Regions from separate parts of the Mus musculus genome. Here region 1 is linked to region 2. Evidence: chromatin loops called from intact Hi-C (ENCODE). Cell type or tissue: left cerebral cortex. All regions are shown on one strand.

Region 1 (8,000 bases), 120 kb before region 2:
CCCCAATTATAAATTTAAAATAACATTTCATTAAAATGTACTCAAGAGAATACTGAAAATGGGTCCTAGGAAAAGTGACTACTTAAAACACCGAAACCAACCAACCAACCAAACAAAAAAACCCCACAAACAATAATAAAATTTGTGTTTTAAATGCCCGTTAACAAACACCATTGTGAATCATGATCCTTTGTGGACCCAGAGAAAAAACAGCTTCTTTAATCTATCAACAATGGCAGCAGTGGGGGGTGGAGAAGGGAAGGAAAGAAAAGGCAATGAAGAGGGCACAGATGGCAGCCCTACACCATTCACTGGTCCACAGTCTCTCTTCTCCCTAATTTCCTTTCTTCCTCTTCTTCTCCCCCACCTCCACAAAACACAGGAATAGAAAACTAGAAACATGACAGGGTCAAACAGGAAGGACATGGGGAGAATATTAAACAGCCAGGTATAAAAGGCTTTCTTTCAACTTCAACAAAAGTAAATCCTTCTCAAAAGCAGAAGGGAAAACAGCTTCCATCCAAACTGCAACTTAGCAGTGGTTAGTACTGATAAGCCTACTGTGACTCTATACAAAGTGATTCATTTTACAGGCGAGTGAATCAATCAGCAGCAGTGGGATGGCCAGAGCTCAAGAATCATTTGGTTCAAACCAATAGGATCAGAGGGGTGGAAGGATGGGGGATGGGATAGGGAGGTTGGCATGAGGTTAAGCAGCTCTAGTTTTTAATGCCTACCAATTTTGCCCCCACCCGTTGACAACCCAGCCAGCCAGTATCCACAGTGAAGCATTCAGCCTGACCCAGCCAGATTCACTGTGTTCTCCTGCCTCACTCCCAGAAAGCCTCCAACAAGGGAATTAAGCCTTCCCCCAGGTAGTCCCAGACTCCAGGAGTAACAAGCTGCTGACGCTCCTGTCCATCTATCACTTTGGCTTCTTCCTCACTGCCTGCCGGTTCCCAGTGGAGGCAAAATTTAGAAACATACCATCACGTGGGGTCTCTTCCAACAGCAATGATGGAATGCTCTGGGTTGCAGTGACCTCAATTTCTTTCTTCCCTGCCAGTGCCATCAGCTGTTTCTCGCCTCCCAGGCAGATGAAGGGACATGAATCAACTCTTGTCTCACCAGTATTTTCCTGCCCCTTTCCCTTGTGGCTTCCTTCGGGAATCTGTTCCAGCTTACTGTGGAGATACAGCCCAGCGATGCCCAGTTCCTTCTTCCCAGAGCTGTTGCTATCATTGCTGAAGTGGATCTGTTCTTCTCTCTCCTTGGCCACTGGTTCCTCGAAGGTTAAAGCAGTTGGTACCTGAGAAGCAGACAGGCTGGCCAGTTCCCCAGCACTCAATCTGCAGCTAGCTGACTGGTCCTCAGCCACAGTCATGGAGCGCCTCATGGCAGGCACCCCCAGCTTCCTGGGCATAGGGCTTGGCATTGGGCTACTGGTGGGAGGCAGCAGGTCAGAAGGAAGCTCCTCTCGGGCAGGCAGCTCAGGGTACTTATCGACAAGATTCACAGCTGGGGGCACTGAGAGATGGTAACACTCAGACAGGGCTCTTCGGATTGCCTTTTTCTGCTGGGGTACTTGGTCAAGCATAGGCCCCTCCTCAGAAGACCTTAATTTCTCCAACTCTTTATCCTGGCCTGCATTCAAATTTTCCTGAGTGAATTCCACCATAGTGATTGGTGGACTAGTGGTGGGCAAATGCTCACTAGTTGGGTCTGGGTGGGTGATAGCCACCAGTAATGGGGACTTATTATTAAGCTGCCCAGAGTTATCACTCATCACCCCAGTCACAGAGCAGCTGGAGACGAGGCCATTCTTCTCTTTTCCTGGAGTTGCAGCCTGAGGGCTCTGAGTTACTGAGTAAAAGTTGGCGTTCCAAGCACTGGTTTCTTGTTCCTCACCATGTTGAGTGAGAGTGTCAGCAGCCCCGGGAAAATTTAGATCTGGCTGGCTCTTGATCTCTAGTCCACTCTTCCCAGCCACCTTCCCCTGAACTGTAGCTGCTTTGTCTTTCCCCTCGGTGAGTCCCGGGTGGAACTCTGCTGCCTTCTGGTGAACTAAGTTCCCCTCCGAGGGCTGGCAGGTTCCTGAAATCACATACCCGCTCTCAAGGTGACCGGAGGTTTCTTGATACGCCTTGTTAGGCTTTTCGATGCTAAGTTCTTTGTCTAGCTTCCCCTCAAAAAAGCCGAGCTTATTCTGTTCCAGGAAGCTGGAATTCTTCACAAGCCTGTCTTTCAGCTGTCCATCCATGCTGACATTCAGCCCGATTTCATTCAGTTTACCCTCTGTCCTCTGCCATTCAAATCCATCCTGACCGATTTCTTTCCGGGAGTCCATCCCGCACTCTGGAGGGTTGCCTTTAGAGAGCTGCTCGTCCTCGGCAGCGAGAGCAGCAGTGAGCGCGGCTGGCTGCTTCTCTGGAAGCGACATCGTCCCTTTCACTGCTCCCCACTCACTCTTGGAGCTCTTGCACCACCCACGCTCACGGGTCTTGCAGTGACATCACAGCAAGCTCCTGGGATTCAGGGTAAGCTCTCTAGTTCTCCCAGTCTCCCTTTCTCCTAAAGCAGCTGGGTGCTAAATGCATTTACCAGGTGTAAAAAGGGAAGAATGAACAAAAAAAAAGAGAAAGAACGCCACTGTGTGTTAATCTGTATATATAATTTCCTGCTAGCTAGCACTCTGTTCATCCCTGTAATTTAAAATACAGTACGGTGCCAATTCAGGCACGGAGGACAGTAATTATGTCAGCTTTACATATAGATATATGTATACCCACACATTCATTTATCTCATTCTATGCCCAGCCTGCTGAATTCACTCAACTCAAAAAAAAAAAAAAAACTGTTTTAAAATAAGTAAGGCTCATTTGCCAATTCTCGGCTATAACTACTGAAGAATAACGATTCCAGAAAATTGCTCAAATTTTCACTTAAAACAAACACCTTAATGTTAAATAAAGACTGAGGAATCCAATCCTTGGAGGGAGGGTGGGTTTTGCTGTCATGGCAGCTCATTCCATTCTCTCACTGGATGGGCTCCACACTCACTTGTGGCCTGGAAGTATCTGCCTCTCCTCTCCACTCCTCTCACTGGCCCACTCCCATCCTGGAGAGAGCTTTCCCCTCTATGTGCACCCAGCACAGCCCATTTACAAGTCAAAGACCAACTTTCTGGAGTGGTTCCCTTCAGCCATGTGGGTTCCAGGGATCAAACTCAAGGTTATGAGGCTTTTTCACAACTGACCCATCTTGTCCTCCCAACTGTCTCTGTTTCCTTATAAAATCCAAAACCTTAATTAGGTAGAATTTCCAAAAACCCATCAGTTCTACTGGTTGGTTTCTGTCCTGGGAGCTTATTAAAGGGCTCATTCATACACTTTTAATCCTAGTATTGAAGGGGCAGATGCAAGTGGATCAGTGGGAGTGTGAAGCCAGCTTGGGCTACATAGTGAAGCCCTCTCTTAAAAAGTTACCAGTGCACTATAGGCTTTGGGAATGAATCCCAATAATAAGACACTTAAGTCCAACTGTAAGCCACATTTTTGCTTCTTCCTGATTCTGTCATGAGCTGAGTGCTACCACCTCTGTTCCTTCCAGAGGCTGACTGTGTGGACACACTGACTACAGTTCAGTTCATCGTCTTTTGATCTCTAGACTCAGGAACAAATCTATGTCTTGGAGCTTTTCCTGCTCATTAGAACACACTGCCTCCATTTAGTGCAGTCACAACCCTTTTTTTCCCTGTGTTTTCACCAATTATATATTTAGGACTGAGTGATCATATAACACAATTCATGGGCTAGAAGGAACCGCCTTACACTGTAAAAATGTAGAGTGCACCGCTGGAACAAAGCTGGCTTTGTCATAGGGCTTGTAACTCACTACCTGTCCCAACACAGGCTCCTGTGAAATACTCTATCAAGAATCCTAAAAAGGATGCTTTCTGATAGCCAAACTGGTGGTATACATCCCTACAGGGGGAGTATATACATCCCTATAAGGACTCAGAATGCCAAGGCAAGTGGCCAGCATAGGAAATGCACTAAGACCCTGCCTCAACTTAAAGAAAGAAAACCAGACCTATCTATCTTTGGTTTGAGAACAAATGTGCTGGATCCAGAGCACTGCTGAAATCCCTGTGCATCCTTTATGTGCAAGTCTCTCTGGATTACTGAGTTCTAGAACTCAGATTCCCATGAAGTTTTTTAAAACATGAGTTCTCAGGCCAGTATGTTTAGTTGCCACCTCACCTCAGGTAGCAGTATGTCTGAACATGATGGCTACACAATGGCTGAGTGCCATCAAATGTCTAAAGCAAGAATGCCCACAGAAACAAGTGCCACAGAAACTTGCTCCAGAGAGTCAAATTATTGTGACTTAGGCTTCCCTACTAGTAAAGAAAAAAAGGAAAAAAAAAAAGACAAAGTAACCACCATCACACACAAAACATGCCATTTAAGACCTACTTTCAATATCTATTTAATAGAAAAGAAAAAAAGAAAAGCTAACTCTCAAAATCTAACTCACTAAAAGAAATTATCCCATTTGCGGAATCCCTTAAAAGTTTTCTATAAAACCAGTACTGCAAGGACATGGAAATGTGTACATAGGATGCTGTAACAACAGCTCCTGTAACCTTAGTCCCTCATTTTATGGACAGGTCCAAATAAATAAATAAATAAATAAATAAATAAATAAATAAATAAATAAATAAATAAATAAATGGAAGTGTTCTGCTGGGAAAGCCAAGGTCTCATTTCTGACCAGCCTTTCTGCACCACTGAATAAGAATTCACTTTATTTACTGGATGACACACTCTGAAAAAAGTCCCCCAACTCTGGAGCTGGTGTCAAACCCAGGGTCCTGCAAGTGCTAGGCAAACATTCTTCTACTTAGCCAATTCCCCAGCCCAACGCTTATTTTTAAAAAAGGAAAAGAAATGTGTGTGTATAAATGCATATGGCCAGAGGACAGTCTTGAGTGTCATTTTTAGGAACATCATATCATCTACCTCTCTTTTTTTAAATTTTTATTTGATGTATGAATGCTCTGCTACATGTATGCTTGCATGCCAGAAGAAGGTATCAGATCCCTTTATAGATGTCCATAAACCACCATGTGGGTGCTGGGAATTGAACTTAGGACCTCTAGAAGAGCAGTCAGTGTTCTAAACTACTGAGCCTTCTCTCCAGCTCCATCTACTGCCTTTGAGACGGGCTTTCATTGGCTTGGACAATTACGTTAGACAGGGTGAACAGTGAGTAGATCCAAGGATCCTCCTGCTTCTATCTCCTTAGCACTGAGATCACAAGTATAACCCACCTGTCCATGGGTTCTAGGGATCAAATTCAGGCCTTCAGGTATATAAGGCAAACGCTGAGTGACCTATTTCCCTAGTTCTTCCTTTTCAAATCTACTTACTTTACTTCACTACCCATTCTCTACCCCACCCCTTTAGACAAGGTCTTCTACATAGCCCTGCCTGGTCTGTAACTTACTATCTAAACCAGGCTGGCCTAGAAATCAACAGCCTACCTTTGCCTCCCAAATGTTAGGAATAAAAGTGTGTGCCACCATACCTGACCAACTTATTTACTTTTTGAATCAGGGTATTACTGCGAAGCCTATACTCAGTATCTTCCCGCTTCAAGCCTTCTGAGTATATCATCATACTCAGTGCTGGCTCTCCAGTTTATTGTCTCCTTAATTAGCAAAGAAAAATAGTTTAATATGTATTTGAGACAGGACTCGTAAGCATAGGATGACCTCAAATATACTAGTCCATTGGAGTTTCACAGAACTCTTTCCAGATTATAAACCACATGGTAATCTTTCTGATAGCTCTAGAAGAAGGAAGGAAGGGAGGAAGGAAGGAAGGAAGGAAGGAAGGAAGGAAGGAAGGAGCCCTGTCTATACCTGCCAATGGTGACCAGCATAGAGGTAGATGAACAGTAAAATAGTCTCTTATAAAAGCACTACAGAGGCAGAAACAGGCAGATCTCTTTGAGTCCAGGCCAGCCTGGGTCTACATAGTGAGTTCAAGGACAGCCAGGGCTATGTAGTGAGACCCCGTCTCAAAACAACAATAAATAATGTTAGTGAAAGGATAGATTTCCTTCAGCAACATTTCTGTATTATTTATTCTGATTCCCTCCTATCATTTTAGCAGCCTTCAATAACTTACAAGAGCTTTTTTATTCTTTTCTCAACACTGGGATTTGAACCTGGGGCCTCAAACCCGGGGCTGTTATTACTGAGCACCAGTCCTAATCCAAGAACAAACAATGTGGAATGTCTTTTGGTCATATGGTTTGAGGTTCTATTTTATTCAAGTTAAGTCTGATAAGAGTACATGGATTCCTATGTCTGGTTACAAAGTAGTTTCTAATGTCAGGCAAGGTTCCAAGGGGTTTTGTATAGTCAGATGTACTGGCAGATGTTTTTCGTTTTCTGTGCCTGGGATTGGTATTTAACCTGTTCAGAGCCTTGTGATTTTTATGCTCTATGGTTGGTTTCACTGCATTCTCATTAGTTGCCAAGGCAACACTATATTCCAGATTGACCAACTGTTCTGTTACTGTCTCCGGGAACCGGTTCTAATAAATTATCATTACAATGAAAGTCAGTAATTCTAATTACCATGACTGATGGTACTCCTGACTAATATAAACTAAAGGTTAAGAACTTATAATCTGTTTTCTTATTTGGATATATTAATAGTTACACAAATCTATATTCAAAACCAAATCAAACCATATTTCACTGAATTTTAGGAACATATCTTAGTACATGTTCAACTCAAGAACATCATGACTTTCCCTGATTAACATCCAAAAGTTGGGAAGTGAACAGACAGAATAAAAAGAATGAACTTAGTAATCTGATTCATGTAAACTCAAAGCATTAAAATGAAGGACATGAAAACTCTACCAACAAGCATAAAGAAAAGGAAGTGACCCAACTAAAACCTAACAGAAACAAGACCCTGTCCACCAATTATTTCCAGATCCCCTGTCTATGGAGGCACCCAGGACTCCCTAGAGTCTTCAGCAGTTTATCTTCTTTTCCCCATTCTAAACTCAAAAGGCATTAGAGATTTCACTGTTTCCCCAATGACTTATCTGCAATGACATCATAACATCTGCCACCTGCTCAAATACTCCATGAACCTCCTGCCACTATGCCATCATACAAGCCCTGCAATGCTTTGCTTAGGAACCATTCAGCCCTGAACTCTTCTTGCTCTGCTATGGAGACTCAGTCCCCTTTGCTTCATCTCCATAGCACATGGCTCATACTTATGTCCACTATTTGCAAAGCAGCAGGCAATGTTAATTTGTGTGCAAACTTATACAAATGACACCACTGCTAAACAGTTTAAAGAGTAACATTTTGAATTTGCCCACAGGTGAGATGATCTTCCTTCTTTGGATATGTCACAGGGAAAACCAGGAAAGTCCCATTTACTTTCATAATTACAACGGTGAAATTTGTAAGTTTATCTTTATCATGTTTCTTGAATCGCCTAATGCTCTGTCAGCCAGAGAATAAAAGTTATGGTGAGAGAATGTGAAGAACTCCTTAAGCAGGGTAGCTCCATAATGGAGTGCTTGTGTAGGTTATGTGAAGCCAGGCTGCTAGCTTCAACATGGCAGGGGAAAAAAATATTAGTATCCTTTGGAAGAAGACATATAAATATGAAACTTTATTTCAGTGTTGAGAGTACTTACATGTGATGCTATGTGATTAACCCCACCTCACATCTAGTCACCCACCAGTCAATGCAGGATAACCAACATTTGCAAATATATATATATATATATATATATATATATATATATATATATATATACTTTTTTTTTTTTTTTGGTTTTTCAAGACAGGTTTTCTCTGTAGCCCTGGCTGTCCTGGAACTCACTCTGTAGACCAGGCTGGCCTCAAACTCAGAAATCCGCCTGCCTCTGCCTCCCGAGTACTGGGATCAAAA
Region 2 (8,000 bases):
TACTTCTCATCTCTGATTTTCTTGCATTTAATTACCTATTCTTTTTTTAAATTTATTTATTACTATACATAAGTAGCTGACTGCAGATGTGTCAGACCTCATTTCAGGTGGTTGTGAGTCACCCTGTGGTTACTGGGATTTGAACTCAGGACCTTTGGAAGAGCAGTCAGTGCTCTTACCCACTGAGCCATCTCTCCAGCCCTTAACTACCTATTCTTAACATTAAAAAAATAATAAGATTGGGAATACAGCTGAGCAGCAGAGATTTCCCTACCTTGTGCAAAGCTTTAGCCCTTGAACTGAGTGTAGTGTCACACGAATTCAAAGCCAGCCAGGGATATATAATAAAACCCTGTCTCAATAATAATAATCCACAAATTTTGAAATTGTCAACTACAAAGGTCTACAGTCAAAACTCAATCACCAAATTTGAAAGCAAAGTTAGGAAGAACCAAATCTCTAACTAAAGCTAAGCTATCTAGCTATAATACCAAAGCTGAATGCTGATATAGAACTGTGATATTCCCAAGCAAGAAGATGGCTTTAGTCCAGGAGCTTTTAGACCAGCCTGGGCAACACAAGACCCCAATCTCAGCGGAAAAAAGAAAATCCAGGTGCTTCCTTCAGTTGTCAGCAAACAATAGAAAATACTTTAATATAAAATGTAACCTTATTTGTATATTTGAGATTTTACCATACGCATACTGTTAAACATATGAATGGATTTGTTTTTCAACCTGAAAAGGGAAAATATTGGGAACATACCCCAATCTAGGTACAGTAAGCATATGCTTATAATCCTAACATTTGAAAAGCTTAAGCACAGCCAGGTAGTGGTGGTTCATGCCTTTAATCCTAGCATTCAGGAGACAGAAGCAAGTGGATCTCTGAGTTCTCGGCCAACCTGGTCTACAGAGCTCCAGAACAGCCAGGGAGGGCTACAGAGACAAACCCTGTCTTGGAGTGGGGTATACATGGACACACATCGGTGGTGAATGCTTTTTAATCTAACTAAGGCAGCAGGTGAATCTCTGAATTCAATGCCAGCCTGGTCTACAAATGGAGTTCTAGAATAGCCAGGGCTCAAAAAAACAAAAACAAAAGAACAAAAAAATAAAGGAATATGGATGAAGAGGATTGCTCTGAGCTCAGCTAAGGCCCAGGCCAGACTACATAGTAAAGTTCCAGGCCAGCCTGGGCTACAGAAAAAACCTTGTCTCCAAAAGTCTACAAAACAGGAGCACGGGAAATGGCTCAGAGGTTAAGACCAATTGTTGCTCTAGCAGAAGGCCCAGATTGGTTCCCAACACTCACATAGTAGCTCAGAGCCATTCCTGCCTTAAGGGATCCAACCCCTTCTCCTTACTTCCACGGGCACTAAACACGGTGCACATACAGAGGCAAAACACTCATGCATAAAATAAATAAACATAAAATAAAATTTTAAAAAATAATACAAGTCTCTAGCGGCAAGGCAGGGGCATCTCTGTGGGTTCAAGGACAGCCAGAGCGAGAGAGACCCTGTCTCTGACTCAAAAAAAGAAAAGAAAAAAAGCAAGATATAATAGTGAGAAGACCTGACAGCTCCGCCCAGCTCAGCAGATAAAAGCACTTGCTGCCAAGTCTGAATTTGAGTTCAATACCCAAACCCCAGGTAAATAGAGACTGACTCCCAAAGTTGTCCTCTGACCTCCACACTCATACGCACGTGCACACATACACGCACATACACACACATACACACACACACACACACACACACACACACACAGTAAATGTAAAAATAAGTAAAATATTAATCCCAGCACTTGGGAGGCAGAGGCAGGCGGATTTCTGAGTTCAAGGCCAGCCTGGTCTACAAAGTGAGTTCCAGGACAGCCAGGGCTGTACAGAGAAACCCTGTCTTGAAAAACCAAAAAAAAAAAAAAAAAAAAAAGAAAAAGAAAAAAAAGTAAAATAAATACAATAAGAGACACACCCTTGCATTTTCATTGCCCTCATTGTAATACTATAATCAACTGGTTTACTGATTAGGCTACCAAGAACAATGGAGGTGTTTTTGGGCCAGTGGATAATTAAATCCAATTGTGTACAAGGCATCAATACTTCAACAAGTACTGAAACCTGACTCATAAATCTCTGCTGAGTGTGTTTCCATCAGTATATCCCCCCCCCCTTTTTTTTCTTTTTTTTTTGGTTTTTCGAGACAAGGTTCCTTTGTGTAGCCCTAGCTATCCTGAAACTCACTCTGTAGACCAGCCTGGCCTCAAATTCAGAAATCCACCTGCCTCTGTCTCCCAAGTGCTGGAATTAAAGGTGTGCGCCACCACTGCCTGGCAAGTATATTCGCTTTCATTTAAAAAGCCCCTGGAAGGGCTGGCGAGATGCCTCAGAGATTAAGAGCACTGATTGCTCTTCCAAAGGTCCTGAGTTCACAATCCCAGCAACCACCCGTAAAGAGATCTGATGCCCTCTTCTGCTGGGTATGAAGTCAGTTACAGTGTACCTATGTATAATGATAAATAAATCTTTGAGCCAGAGCAAGCAGGGACTGGGTGAGAGGGGCTGACCAGAGAGCAAGCAGTGTTAACCCGAGCGAGCAGAGGTCCTAAAAAGAAAAAAAAATTCATTTGCCAATAACCACATGAAGGCTCATAACCACATGTACAGCTACATAAATCCTTTTTTTTGTAAACCCCTGAAAGATGGTAGGTACTAGCTCAAAAAGCAATAGTTTTAATTACTTTAAGCTAAGTGTAAAACGAGATTATGACTGACTTAAAAATATCAGCTTTGAAGGAAATGGTATGGACCATCAGACTCCATCAATTGAAAAGCCATGAACATATTCCCCAAAGTGGAGAAAAAGTTACAAAGTTGCAAGTACCTGCATCATAGTACAGACAGATCCAGCCTCTTGCTTAGCAACTGCAGTGTTGTCTACAAAACACTCAGCCTGTCATAGTCAGGGCATGACAACTGTTCACCCTAAATCCATGTGCTCAGCTTGGATTCAGGATTGATTTATAAAAATAGCTGCTGCTGCTGGTCTTTGAATCTCTGCGCTGATGACTGGGCAGTGTTACCCTATAGGCCTAGAGCAGCTGTATTTCCCTTACCACACCCATCGCTCTGCCTACCCAGCCAAGCTGCCGGCAACCGCCCCCCTCCCGTTTGTCACCCTCCCACCCCCACCCCCCAACTCTACACCATACTATTCTCCCTCCTCCTGGGCTGAGTGAGCAAATTACAAGCACAAATATCCCCTGATGCAATGCCACAACCATCCCTGGGAAAGAGCAGAGGCAGTTGCCAAAAGCGCAGCAGTAGGAAAACGGGCGGGAGACACTCGCAGGGAGCAAGAAACACTGCAGAGGCCCTGGGGAGAAATTCTGTAACTGGACCAGCGGAGGGCAAGGAGAAAGGGGGATTCCAGCAAAAGGCTGGGTAACACTAATCTTGCCTGAGAAGTACAGGCTACAACTCCGCTCCAGGAGGGGGCGAGTTCTGGATTCCTAAAACACAAACCTGTGGGGAAATCAGCCTCTTCCCCTAAAGACCAAATGCATTTAATCTACACAATCCAAGAGATAAGCAAACCCTCCCCAAAACGCCCAGGAGGCAATCTCAAGTAAAGTTGAGTTCCGACAGTAACAGTCCAAAAGAGCTCGTCCCGGGTGCTAAAATAAACCACAATCTCTGCTCCGAGTAACGTTTCCGACAGCCGCTGCTAGCCCTGGTCCCTGTTTCCGGACTCCGCACCCTTAACGTGACCCCTTTTGCATTCCCGAAGCCAGACACTAGATGCGCGTCAGTCCCCAAAGTGTGCGGGACCCACGCACACAAGGGCTCGAGTTGGATTCTCCAGACCACCCCTCGGCCCCACCCATAACCCCCAGAAGGGACACGCAGAGCTCGCCTCAGTCCCCACATACACGGACGCCCCTCCTGAAGCCTGGAGAAACGACCCCGGCGTCCTTCTGCATCCCGAACCCCACCCAAGGGCCCAGGCTGCAGTCGACCCTCAGTGTCCCGGCTCAGCACATGCCCAGCCTGAGGCAAGCCCCTCGGCTCCACAACCTCCGAAGCCCTGATACAAAATCTCTCCGCCCGCCTCGCCCCCTACGGTCCCCTCAGAAGGCGTCTCAGAAACTCCGAAGGTCACGCCCGCAGGCCCCCCACCAGGCCCCCTCTCTCAACCACCCCGGCGTCCCGTAGGCGGACAGCCACCGCCCTTCCCCGCCTCGGGAGGGACCTGCGGGGTCCCCGGCGGCCACCGCGAGAACCTGGGCGGGAGTCGTGGAGGTTAGTGAGGAGGCCGACCCTCCGATCTCAATCACAGCCGCACCTACCCGCCGCCGCCGCCGAGCCCAAGCCGGAGCCGCAGGAAGCCGGGAGAGGGCAGAGAGGAGCCGGGAGCAGCCGGGAGGAGCCGCAGAAGCCACAGACCTAGCCGGAGGGGCGGGGCACAGGGAGGTGGCCGCTTCCTCGTCGCCCTCTTGAAGGCCGGCACGAAGGCGGAGCGTGCTCGCCGTCAGCGGGTGCCGCCCCAGCCAATGGGCGCCACCGAAGGGCGGGCCGAGGCGCCGCGAACCAATCCACGCCGGCCCCTACTCCTCGCCCTCTCCGTGGAAGCAGCACGAGTGGCGGACCGTTGGCGCGGCGCGCGTCGGGGGTCTAGACTGCGGCCTCCCGCCCGCGGATGCCTCAGCGAATGGCGAGGCTCAGGCCGCCTCCGCCGTTCTGAGAGGGCCGCCGCTTCCTTTTCCAGCAGAAAGGATGCTAGTGTCAGGCGCACGCGCCTGCGTACGGGTGGGCCTGAGTGGGCCCCGCCGGCCCTGACTGGTGGGCTCTATGATGTAATCTGGGAGGGGCGGGGGCGGGGCCTTGGGTTCACTGCTAACCGCGAGGAACTGACTGGGAGCTGAGGGCGCAGCTCATAGTAGCTGCCTGAAACGTGGCTGGACCAAGTTGAGAAGGAACATTGTTGAATGCAAAACTGATTATATGGGGCCGGGCGTGGTGGCGCACGCCTTTAATCCCAGCACTCGGGAGGCAGAGGCAGGCGGATTTCTGAGTTCGAGGCCAGCCTGGTCTACAAAGTAAGGTCCAGGACAGCCAGGGCTCTACAGAGAAACCCTGTCTCGAAAAACAAACAAACAAACAAGAAAAAACTGATTATATAATTGGGAGTGTATTTAGTAACTTAAATAATTTCATGTTTCTTTTAGTTTTTTTCTTTTTTCAACGTAGTTACTTGAAAACTTAAAGATCACCTTTGTTCTGTTTTGGGTTTTTTGCACAGTGCCTCCCACCATAGCGCAGGCTGGCCTGAAATTCACTTTGCATCACCCACCTCCCTCAGAGTGATGGCAATCCCTCAGCCTCAGCCTCCTGAGTGTTGAGATTACAAATTTGAGCCGCCATACACAGCTAAAATTACCTCCTCCTACTCTCCTCTCCCCGCCCCCCTCCTCTAGAGTGTCACTACGGTCACATTATATTGCCTGTGCATAGTACTGGTCCAGAAGAAATAGTGATACCCAACTCCTTTATGCTTATTCCATGATCCACATATCTTAATCATCACAAGAGCCCTACATGGTTAATATATCCTCAGTGCCCTTTGTAGTTTTAGTTATGAGCCTTATCTTTAATAGTTTAATTTTCTCTCCAGCACTCCTCATTCTCATTATGTTAACAGGCAAGTTTAGTAACACCACAGTGTCAACAAGACAATGTTTGGCTAGTGGGGCTTTAACTTCAGTAGCCAGGTGCTAGGATTGTAAACTCAGGCATATAGGGGTTACCAGGAGAACTTGGTTAGGAAGTACAGCTGTGCTTTTGTAGCCTTAGGAAAGGTAAGCCTCAGTTTCCTCGTTTATGAAAATTAGATAATAGTCACTCTCAATAAAGTTACTAATAGGATGCCAAAGGTAAAATACCATATTCCCGATGAAGTCTCAGCATGGCTAAACAAATTATGTAAACCTGTGGAAGACTTCTAAACCTTTCTGTATCGATATTGTGTAACAGTTTCCTCCAAGATTGGAACTTTCCATTAAGCAGGAAGGCCCTGAAACCATCTAGTTTTACTAGGCTACTTCCTGCCAGAGTTCAGCGTCCCTCTCAGAAAAGAAGACCTACGCAGTAAAGAAGATTCTCAGAAGAGCAAAAGTTGCAGACTCTTAAGACCAGACCAGCTGCCTGAGAGAAGCAGAGACCAGCCAAGCCGCCTGGAAGAGGTTTAGACCAGCCTTACTTACTCAACCCATTGAGTGGCCTGCAGGCTATGCAGTGTGCCCCAGTTTTCCCAATTTGTGAGTTGTTACCAGTATTGGGGTGGGCCTTGGTGATTCAGCTGTCTTTGAGTCATTTCTGCTACTGTCAGTAACCCCTCACTCATATTTCATCATAGTACTGAAGGTAGCCCCAATAAAACTAATTGGTTCACCAAGCTGGGCTTTGGTTTGTCATGAGTTTCCTCTCTGGGATAAGTAGACTTCTGTATTGCATTTCCCCAGGGAAAGTTTTGTCACACAATACTCATTCATTTAAGCAGTAAATGGAGATGATGATAATATACATGAGATCCATATTAGTAACTGTCCTAAAGTACATACATAGTTACTTACGATTTAGTAGACATAGTTTACTGTTAAAGCCATAGTAACTGGAGAAATGGGTCAGCGGTTAAGAGCACTGACTGGTTTTCTAGAGGTCCTGAGTTCAATTCCCAGCCACAACATGGTGGCTCAAAACCATCTGTCATGGAAATTGATGCCCTCTTCTGGTGTGTCGTGTGTCTGAAGACAGCTACAATGTGCTCATATATATTAAATCATATTTTAAAAAATCATAGTAACTAACCTAATGTAACAATACACACCTTTAATCCCAGCACTTGAGAGGCAGAGGCAGGCAGATCTCTGTGAGCTCAAGTTCAGCCTGATTTACACAGCTTATTCCATGCAAGCCAGAGAGATGGTGAGAGCCTATCTCAAAAAAATTTTAGGGCTGGGGAGATGGCGTAGCGGGTAAGAGCACTGACTGCTTGCTCTCCTAGAGGTCCTGAGTTCAAATCCCAGCAACCACATGGTGGCTCACAACCATCTATAATGAGATCTGACATCCTCTTTGGTGCATCTGAAGACATCTACAGTGTAGTTAGATATAATAAATAAATCTTTTAAAATTTTTTTTAATTAATTAAAAAAAAAAAAACCTAAGAGAGCAAAAGGATGCCCTGGCATTGTGTGCTGAGGCAATTGGATACCAAGTTAAGGTCAACTAGGCCACCTAAGGTCAAGAACAGCCTGAGCCATATAATGAGACTGTGTCTTTTTTGTTTTGAGTTTTGTTTTGTGTTTTGTTTTTTCGAAACAGGGTTTCTCTATATTACAGCCTTGACTGTCCTAGAATTCTTTGTAAACCTTGCTGGCCTCAGACTCTCAGAGATCCACCTGATTCTGCTTCCCAGATGATGGGGTTAGCCCAGCTGAGACTGTCTCTGTAAAAATAATAATAATAATAAGCTGTGTGGTGATGGTGCAGGACCTTAATACCAGCCCTCAGAAGGCAGAGGCAGAGGACCTTAATACCAGCACTCAGAAGGCAGAGACAGGGGCAGGAGCAGGGACAGGCAGCCTACAAAGTAATTTCCAGGATAGCCAGGACTACACAGAAAAACCCTGTCTCCAAGAAGCAAAACAACAATAATAAGAGTCCAGTGGTCCGTGCTTGTAATTCCATTATTTGGTAAGTGGGAGTTGGAGGATCAGGAGTTCAAGGCCAGCCTGGGATACATGAGACCCTATATCAAATAAACAAAAAAAGTAAAGGTTTTGTGGGAAAGATACAGAACTATAAATAGATAACCATAGAAAGACCATTAATACAACCCAGAAAAGCAAAATATCTGTTATAGATTGCACAGCTGTTATTTAGTGAATCAGAAACCTTGAGCAGGGACTGGAGAGATGGCTCAGTGTTTGAGAGCA

Evidence for each region. A loop is a pair of places that touch in the nucleus more often than their neighbours do. Peaks named below come from ENCODE experiments on the same cell type or tissue, not always from the same donor. Only the 100,000 strongest peaks of a DNase experiment are listed, where the experiment ranks them.
Region 1: it touches region 2 in a loop (3-fold over the local background); 3 of 42 quality-filtered maps call a loop at or near these places.

What each region holds. Positions count from the first base shown.
Region 1 is chr9:110,046,510-110,054,509 of GRCm38, reverse strand. All of the region lies in intron 8 of Map4 (microtubule-associated protein 4), which reads right to left. Among named protein-coding and RNA genes, the nearest start is that of Dhx30, 67 kb to the left of the region's middle. In left cerebral cortex, no CTCF peak of the experiment used is centred here; DNase peaks (open chromatin) are centred at 971, 2,024, 2,472, 3,054 and 1 more place; H3K4me3 peaks cover 2,959 bases; H3K27ac peaks cover 3,370 bases.
Region 2 is chr9:109,928,293-109,936,292 of GRCm38, reverse strand. It overlaps Map4 (microtubule-associated protein 4), which reads right to left and starts at 4,519. Exons shown (of 19, transcript NM_001205330.1): 1 at 4,353-4,519. In left cerebral cortex, CTCF peaks have their summits at 3,286, 3,494 and 4,409 (motif pointing right); DNase peaks (open chromatin) are centred at 3,235, 3,792, 4,645 and 5,389; H3K4me3 peaks cover 2,604 bases; H3K27ac peaks cover 2,305 bases.